Linked DNA regions of Homo sapiens: region 2 is linked to region 1. The links are chromatin contacts, found by Hi-C or POLR2A ChIA-PET in ENCODE. All regions are on one chromosome and are shown on one strand. Each heading gives the region's core, a stretch centred on a gene start or an enhancer-like site at or near the end of the contact. The rest is flanking DNA. Distances are from core to core; before and after follow the strand shown. Region 1 holds the start of REEP5 (receptor accessory protein 5). Region 2 holds the start of TICAM2-AS1 (TICAM2 antisense RNA 1).

Evidence for each region. A loop is a pair of places that touch in the nucleus more often than their neighbours do. ChIA-PET counts read pairs that join two places held with the same protein, here RNA polymerase II (POLR2A). Pooled maps may share reads with other maps.
Region 2: a loop to region 1 is called in a pooled map, with 3 times the contacts of the local background. The contact joins the promoter of TICAM2-AS1 here to the promoter of REEP5 in region 1. A Hi-C loop is called at or near these places in 1 of 50 pooled maps. POLR2A ChIA-PET finds 5 or more read pairs at or near these places in 2 of 52 experiments (B cell and activated T-cell).

What each region holds. Positions count from the first base shown.
Region 1 is chr5:112,919,826-112,924,473 of GRCh38, reverse strand. It overlaps REEP5 (receptor accessory protein 5), which reads left to right and starts at 2,247. Exons shown (of 5, transcript NM_005669.5): 1 at 2,247-2,401; 2 at 3,218-3,311. The coding sequence starts at 2,284. It overlaps LOC105379123 (a long non-coding RNA gene), which reads right to left and starts at 2,087. Exons shown (of 3, transcript XR_948675.3): 1 at 818-2,087. RefSeq lists an enhancer at 725-844 and silencers at 1,977-2,246, 2,607-3,056.
Region 2 is chr5:115,599,733-115,604,119 of GRCh38, reverse strand. It overlaps TICAM2-AS1 (TICAM2 antisense RNA 1), which reads right to left and starts at 1,965. Exons shown (of 3, transcript NR_109875.1): 1 at 1,660-1,965; 2 at 964-1,074. The region is part of intron 3 of TMED7-TICAM2 (TMED7-TICAM2 readthrough); the gene reads left to right. It overlaps TICAM2 (TIR domain containing adaptor molecule 2), which reads left to right and starts at 1,641. Exons shown (of 2, transcript NM_021649.7): 1 at 1,641-2,023. RefSeq lists a silencer at 1,650-2,149 and enhancers at 1,769-2,291, 2,240-2,319.

The DNA of each region.
Region 1 (4,648 bases), core at 998-3,497:
ATGTCTACCCTCACGGAGCTCATAATCTAGTGAGGAAAGAAAGATAATTTAAAAATAGAACATGGTCTGGCATGGTGGTGGCTCATACCTGTAATCCCAGAACTTTGGGAGGCCAAGGTGGGCAGATCACAGAGTTCAAGACTGGCCTGGGTAACATAGTGAAACCCCATCTATACTAAAAACAGAAAAAATTAGCCGGACATGGTGGCACACGGCTATGGTCCCAGCTACTTGGGAGGCTGAGGTGGGAGGATGGCTTGAGCACAGCAGGAGGTCGAGGCTGCGGTGAGCTGTGACCACGCCTCTGTACTCCAGCCTGCGTGACAGAGTGAGACAGTCTCAAAAAAAAAAAAAAAAAAGTAGAACATAATGCCAGACAGTAATAAATTCTATGGAGAAAAATCAAGCTAGAGACCACTGGGGGTTGCAATTTGAGATTAGGGGTACCATTTGAACAAATATCTGAATAATGGAAGGGGACAGTTAAATGGTTAACTGGGGAAAGATACTTTCAGATAGAGGAGGGTTTCTGGACTGTCACATTATTGACATTTGGGGCTGGATAATTCTTTGTTGTGGGGGCTGTCCTGTGTGTTACAGGATGTTTAGCAGCACCCCTAGTCTCTAACCACTAGATGCTAGTTGCACTTGCCACCTCCTGCTCTCCTTGTGTGACAATCTGTTTCACAACGAAAGTATCTCTAGACATTGCTACTCCTCCCCCCAGGAGGAAGAAGGGGAGAGGAAGTGCTCCTGGTTGAGAACCACTGAAATAGAAGAAAAGTGAACGAACGCCCAGAGGCAGGAATGGGCTTACCTTGTCTGAGGCACAGCAAGGAGGGAGGCAGTAAGGGAAGACATCAGAAAGGGGAGGGATGAACCATGTCACCTGTGACCCTGATGCCCTCCTTCAGGCAGATAGGAAGTTGCTGGAGGGTTGAGAACAAAAACATAGCACAACTTGACGCACATTTTAAAACAGATTCTACTGTCTGCCACATTGAGAATTAACTGTAGGTGAAAAGACAGAAGTAGACAGCAGGTTGTTTCACTTGTTCACTGATTTGGCTGGGTGGTGGTAGGAACAGCTGAGAAAGCTGAGCTAAGAAGCTCTGAGGAAGAAAGGAGGAAGGAGAATTAGCATAAAAGGAAAAAGCTAGGCGTGGGCAAGATAACTTTTTGCAGAAGTGGAAGGCAGTAGGGTAATTAAGTAGATTTGAAAGCACAGAGGGGTTGTGTAGGACCAAGACAGAATGTTCGGGGCCAGTTGTGGGCAGGGCATTGAATGCTCTGCCAAGGAATGGGAGCTCTAGTCTGTTAGGATAATAATACGGAGCTTCGGACAAAAATTCTGCAGCAGTGTGCAGAATAGGAGTCAACAAGAGTAATTTTAGGAGTGTCTGGAAGTCATATGGGTGAGATAAGAGGAGCCTAGGTTTAGGTGGAGGAAGAGCATGGCCAACTCATTCTGAAGGAAGCAAAAATGAGCTCCTGCCCTAAGGCTTGGACCTTAGAATCTCCGTCTTCTTCAGAGTATTTTGACTGTAGGAAGTGCAGAGTATATTGGCTCCACAGAGAGAATTTGGACACTTGCCACAGTATCAGACACCAAGACAACGCAAGCCCACCATGAAAAGATTTAATGCAGTTTTTGCTTGGAAAAGGTGTACCCCAGGGAGGATGTGTTAGATTTCTTCAAGGGTCTTTACAAGGCAACGATTGTCTGTAGGTGAGAAAAACTGCCAAGTTAAGGCAAAGAGGGAGAAAGCAGGACTGCTTCCAAAGAGTTCTTTCACGATGCTCAAACATTTCAATTTTTTAGGTCAAAAATGCCTTAGGTTTAGCACAGCAATGTAGGTGCCAAACTCATCGCAGTGAATTGCAGGCGGGAGCAACAAGGACGCCTGCCTCCTTTCTGCCTGCTTTTTGCAATAGTCCGATTTGAGAAGGGGACCCACGAGAGACACAAAATGCACGCCCCCACGCCACATCCTTTTTACCCCGCAATGGGTTAAGACTGTCAACAGGCAGGCCACCTCGCAGCGTCCGCGGAGTTGCAGGCCCGCCCCCGCCAGGGTGTGGCGCTGTCCCCCTGGCGCTGGGCGGGGGAGGAGGGGCGCGCGGCGGCCGAGGAGGGGCGCGCGGCGGCCGGGCGGGGCGAGCGGAGGCGAGTGGAGGACGCGTAGACGCGCCGCGGTCCCCGCCTGCCGCTGCTCCGCCGCAGTCGCCGCTCCAGTCTATCCGGCACTAGGAACAGCCCCGAGCGGCGAGACGGTCCCCGCCATGTCTGCGGCCATGAGGGAGAGGTTCGACCGGTTCCTGCACGAGAAGAACTGCATGACTGACCTTCTGGCCAAGCTCGAGGCCAAAACCGGCGTGAACAGGAGCTTCATCGCTCTTGGTGGGTGGCCGGGGGTCGCCGCCGCTGGTAGGGCCACGGGAGCCGCCGCTGCCCCAGCTGCTGGGGAAGGAAGCAGGGAGAGGACTCGGGAAAGGTGGAGTCGGAGACAGACGGGACAAGCAGCATATTCAGGGATCAGGCTGGCCTCCCGGAAAGCGTGGGCATCGGAGGACCCCGCGGGGGCTGCCCAGGCTGAGGGTCGCGGGGCTGGAGGGCAGCTGCGGCGCCGGGCGCTGGCAGCTGGAAGGGCCAGCGCTGACGTATGTCTGCCCCGCGGCCCGGCGCCCTATTCCTGCTGTCCTGCGCGGTGGGCGCGGACGGCGGGGCCCCTGCGGGCGGGCGCGTTGACGGAGGTACCCGGTCCTACCCGACCCTCCGTGGAGCTCCGCCCGGAGAGGGCGCCTCTCGGGTGGGCGGGGGCTGCTACTGCAGCGTGTGCGGGAGTCCGGGCCTCTCGGGACGCTCCCCGCTGAGCGCAGCTTCCCAGGCTGGAGCGCTGCCCAGCAGGCCCTGCGAGAGGGCGGAAGCGGGTGCCTGGGACCGTCCCGGGCGCCGGGGGTTGCTGCGCAAAGCGCCGGGGCCCCCTGCGGGAGGTAGGAGAGGCACAATGGTGGGGCTGCCTGGTATCCCCAGACTTCAAGGCATAGCCCAGCGGACGCGCAGGCCCAGCTTTCGTGTGGTTTGTTTTTCTCGCTCCTTTAATCGAGTCGAGAGGAAAACTCCTACAACAGGCCCAGCCTCGCGGTGTGGGCGGCGGCTGTCCCGCGTGAACGGCTCTCATGCTGCCCGACCCACTTCTCTCCTTGTGGTCCCCAGGTGTCATCGGACTGGTGGCCTTGTACCTGGTGTTCGGTTATGGAGCCTCTCTCCTCTGCAACCTGATAGGATTTGGCTACCCAGCCTACATCTCGTAAGTGACACACCCTGCAGCCGTCCCCTTCCCTTCCTCCATTCCTCCCCGCAGGGCTGCTGCAGTAGACTGCACATCCGCAATTCCCGGGAGAAAAGTGAAAGCTCGGCGGGGAGGGATGAGGTTGGACATAAGGGGTGGGGATAGTATTCACCATTTTGGAACCTTAACTTAATCCCTATCTCTTGACGATTAGCCCAGAGGTATTTTCATTAGATTATCCTGGTGACCAGTGTCCCCTCTCTTTGGCACACTAACAGGAAAGCGCTACCACTCTGTCGTCCTCCCTTTACTGGTGGGAGGATCTCAGAAGGTACAGGGAGCTGAGCACTTCTGTCTAGTAATTATTTTAATGAGTATTTCACCATATATTTATGCACCTAGAGAGTAAAACCCTATCAATTAGGTCTTCCTTAATTCATAATTACGTTAATTGAGACAGTAGGGAGAATTTTCTCATTTTCTTTTATTTTGAAAAAGCCACATGTTACAGACAAACTTGGGAAATGCTTACCCTAGTGTAAAAACAAAAACCTTTAAAAATGCTCCATGATATAGCTCCTTGGTTATATAAGTGAGTCATTTATATAATTGAGCTACTTAAAAAATGAATTTTTACGATTAGGATCTGAATTTATTACCAAAGTTGTTTTTATTCTACAATGTGTTTATTTTTTTTAATTCTACGATTTTATTTTTCCATTCGTTCAAGTAGGAATTATTCCTCTCCAGAAATGAATTTTGTTTTGCTCTACAGTTCTTCCTAAGAAAGCCAGTGGTTTTTACCTTCATTCAGTTGGTCTCTGCTACTTTCTTCAACCATAGGGATAAAAATAAAGGAAGAAAAAATTTTCACCTAGGAGGCTAAGACACAGATAACACATTATTACAGCTTGTATCTGTCACTAGTTAGGCTAGAATTTAGTCTATGACTATAAGGGAAGAAACATGTTTTAGAAGTTAGTTCTGATTTGAGCAATTAAATTGCAGTTACCTAGTAGTTGTTACTGTGTTAGTCCGGTACAGACACTTAGTCATACTCCAGAAAGTCTAGCTACATATAGCCCTGAGGCCTACCCCGGGCTCTGCTTTATGGAGGAGACTCAAGGAAAAACGGGATTGTGTGCACAGAATAAAGCATACAGACCCCCGTGAGCAAATATTCAGGCGGTCGGTGTTACATTAGTCTAATCAAGTCTGTTCATTGCATAACCAATATGATTGTATAATTGTCCAAAAGAAAGAAAAAGTATTTGAAAATGGTGGTCTTTAGTAGCATCAAAATCCATGTTGCTTAAAGTGTGACCTGTGAACACTGTCTTAGTCTGCTTGGGCTG
Region 2 (4,387 bases), core at 716-3,215, 2.7 Mb before region 1:
CATTTGGAGAGAAAATGTTAAGCAATTAAACTTGTAACCAATTTAAGATTTTTTTTAGTACATGTGACTGTATTATGAAGAACAATGCAAAATTTGGAGCAATTTACAAGAAGATGGAACAGTTCAAGTAAATTTGCCCATGACACTAGTGACTTCAGGCTCTTTTATGTATGCAACCTAAGTGATGAATAGGGAAGTACGTGTTTATGGAATCTGTCATTGGTGGTATTTCAGTGGGAAAATGTGAAAAGCTCTGATTTTGAAGGGTTGCCAGAGAAAGAGGAACAGGCAGAGGAAACTGAAAGAAGAATTTTTTTTTTTTTTTTTTTTTTTTGAGACGGAGTCTCACTCTGTGGCCCAGGCTGGAGTGCAGTGGCGCGATCTCGGCTCACTGCAAGCTCCGCCTCCCGGGTTCAAGCCATTCTCCTGCCTCACCCTCCCAAGTAGCTGGGACTACAGGCAGCTGCCACCACTCCCGGCTAATTTTTTGTATTTTTTAGTAGAGACGGGGTTTCACCGTGTTAGCCAGGATGGTCTCGATCTCCTGACCTCGTGATTCACCCGCCTCGGCCTCCCAACAGGCCTGAAAGAATTTTAACAAGCAGGATGAGCATAAAGGCAAAGTGGGGTTGTCAACATCAAGGAAACAGAGTGTTGGGAAACAATGGTCGACTTTGTCAATCGCCAAAGAGACTCCCAGGAAAAATGAGGGCAACAAAAGTATCAGTTGGATTTAGGAGGCCACTGCTTACCCAAAGAGTTCAGGTAGAATTGTTGGGAGGTGCAGTGGTTGGAGAATCAACTCCGTGAATAATGAATTGTGTTGACACGGTACATAATACGGTATTTCTGACTACATTGGCGGCATTTCACTAAGTAATTACTACCTGAAGTGCCTACCTTCAGTAAGGCATCCTGTTGTTGGATGGGGAAAGAGAAGGAGGAAATAACTCTTAGCTTTACCTGTACTGTGCTTCTGAGACCCAGGTATGGACCTTCACTCCCAATTTACTATCCATGGTCTCATCCGATGTTCAGTAACTGGGTTCTCCTTTGGCAGGGAGTAGGGATTGCCTGAGAATTAAAAGGGGAGGGGAGATTTCTGAACTGGACCTCTTAGGTTATGACTAGATTGGGTGCCTGAGGCAGCAATGGGGCTTTATAAGGCTTCTTTACGCTTCATTTAACTAATTGCTTTTTTGTTCTCTCTTATTCAGTGGAGTTCCAATCTGTTCGGTTGTGGAGAACGAACCTGAGAAAAAGGATCTTTCGCAGGGTAGTTTTTGGGGGCAGAGGCTGATGTGCTGCACCCCCTAATCAGGGGTATGGTTGGCTGCAGTAGTCAAGTGAGAGGGCCGCAAAGGGAAAGGAAAAGTCGAGACTATCTTAGGGAACCAGGAGAGTCGCTGTACCTCTGAAAGATCTACGGTTTGTCTGGTCTGTAAGGAGCAAACACGGTGGAATTCCTTTCCAGATTTTTCTGGGCCTCGACCTCTGGCTTTTGGGGTACATGCCAAAAAAAAAAAAAAAAAAAAAAGCGCAGGGAGAGTCCACTAGCCTCGGTGACAGTTCCCCATTGCGGTTTCCCCTCCTCCACCCTTCTTTGCGAGCTCCTTCCCTCTGCAGAGAGTTATCCCGCCACATTAACCCCTGACTCACAGCTGGACCGCCCCGGCCCGCAGCGCCACGTCCCGGGTGGGGCCTGCCACGGCAAAGCAGCAGTCCGGCCTCGAGCGGCCCCTCGGGGGCGGCGGGGTGGGCGCCAACAGCAGTCAGGCCTGACAAGCGGCGACCTCCAAGGGTGAGGCCTCTGCGGGCCCCCGACTCACGCGCGTCCGGGCTCTGCAAGCGCGGTGGGGAGCAGGCTGCTGTGGTCGCGGGGACTGGGTTGCGGCGCGCCGCGTACGGGACGGCCCCAAACTCTCGACGCCCGGGGCAAGACGCCCACCCCCTGGGCGCTCTCGCTGGGCCAGAAAGGAAGACAGAAAAGCCGCGGGCTGACTGTGGTGGCGCTCGCCTGCAGGCAAGTACCGGGCGCTAGGGCGGGGGCCGCCGCCGGGGGCGCGGGGTGGGCTGGGGCCAGGCCGCCAGGGGCGCGGGGTGGTCTGGGGGCCAGGCCGCCTGCGCTACCTCCCCAGCCTACCCGACCCGACGGCGCGGGTGCTGGCGCTGTTGTCCCCAGCGGGGCGGGCAGGCCTTTCCGTCACTTGGCTTACTCTGAAGGGAAAATCCACACAGCTGTCTGCCTTTTTGTTTCATTTTGACTAGAAAACCCATTTTCGAAAAGACACCTCAGAACCATAAGCAAATAGCCCAGAGTCTTAAATGCTCTAAAGGCTCTGCATGAGCCCCTGCCAGGCACACAGAGCCAGTGCTGGAGGTTTTGGCATGGGTTTTCCTACTTGGCTTTTTGTGCAAAGCTAATTTGGATAAAAATAATTTGACTGGCAGCTGTGAGCTAGTTTTCAGTGTATTAGGACCTCTCCAGCTTTCCACGGTAGTAAACTTCTTAAAGAAAGTATTTTAAAATATTCTCATATTTATTATTATTTTTTAATTTATCCTTTTAATTTTGAAAAGCAAGGGTGGGAAAGGCTATATGATCTGGAGGTAAAAATACACCATTATATAGAGTTGAAGTGTCATCCCCTGAACCCACATTGCACGTCTACACAGGAGAAGAACTTGTCCTTCTCCAAGTGTTTAGTATTCCTTAGATTAGTGTTTTTCAAACAAGCCTGATGGTAAGACGCATTTGGGACTTTTGTTTAAAATGCATCCCCCCACCTCTGAAGGTTTAATTTGGTAAGCTTGATTTCCAGAATCTGTATTTCTATTTTTTTATTGTTTAATTTAATTTTATGTTCTGGGATACATGTGCAGGACTTGCAGGTTTGTTACATAGATAAACGTGTGCCATGGTGGTTTGCTGCACCTATCAGCCCATCAATCCTTACATTTTAATATTTTGAAGTAGTAGGATGGTTATAAATGGAGTTAAGCAACTCCACTTTATATCTCATTCAAATCAGAAAATAGATAAGCAGGTATAGAATATTGACACCTACATTTGAAGCAAAGTAAATGTGACATGTACGCCTTACCGTATGGAACTTGAAGTATAAACCATGTTTACACTGTTGAATCATGGGCATCTGTGTTGAGTCATTTGTTCCTTATGCTATTCTTAAAATGTATTCATTTAACAAATATCTGCTGTTAAATCTTCTGTCTTTAATCCCCCCTAGACCACACATCCCATTCTAGGTCCCGCTCCCCTACTTTGCTTCTTTTTATAACAAACAAAAATCCTCTTTGAAAGATTTAATCTAAGTCTCCATTTTCATTTTCCCTGTTTCTTCCTACCCCCTCTCATCTGAGGCTTTTTGTCCCCATTACCCCCTGCATGGTCCTGATGTTGCCAATGACTGTCTTGTGAAATCCAGTGTCTGTGCACAGTTCTCATCTTTCCTGACCCCTCAGTAACATTTGATCACTCCCTCCTCAATATTCTTTTTTCTTCACTAATGTTCTTCACTAATATTCTTTCTTCTTCACTTGGCTTCCAGGTCACCATATTCTGCATTTCATTCTGCTTCATTGTGTCTCCAGGCTTCCCCACCACTAAATCTTAGTATGCCACAGAGTTCATTTCTTGGCCATATTTTTCTAGCCATACTTTCCCCCAGGACAATTTGTATCCCAAGCCATATTCCTTGGCTATAAATAATATCTATCAGCTGATGACTTCCAAAATTTTATTCCTAGCTTTAGTTCGCTTCTGAGCTCCAGATGTATGTGTATGTCCAGCTGTTTACTCAGCATCTCCACTTGGAAGTCTGATAGGCATTTAAATTTAGTATGGACAGATAGAACTACTGATGCCAGATTCACCAAGTTCTCCCTCTGTTTCCCCTCAGCTCCCTCCCTTATCTCAATAAACAGCCTCAGTTACTGCCATTCAAGTAGGCCGGAATTCTAGGAATTTACTCTTGACTTCTCTTTTTAGGTCAGACTCCGCATCCAAGCATCCAACAAAATCTGTTGACTCTACCCAGATCTGCCCACCTCTCTCTCCCTCTCTAAGCTAAGCCACAGTCCTCTCCTACCTACATGATTGAGAAGTCTCTGCCTCTGCCCTTGCTCCTCTACAGTCTTTTCCAAATAGCAGTGATTTTTGTCATACATACTCAGAACTTTCATTTCCCTTCAAAACCTTCTGGTGGCTTCTTATCAGAATCACAAAAAAAAAGAAAGAAAAAAAAAAGAAAAGAAAAACAGGCTTACAATGGCTTTAAAGCCCTGTGTGATCTAGTCCCTGACTAGTTCTCTGAACTCATCTCCTGACTTCCCTCTCATCCACTCCACTGTAGTAACACTGATTGTG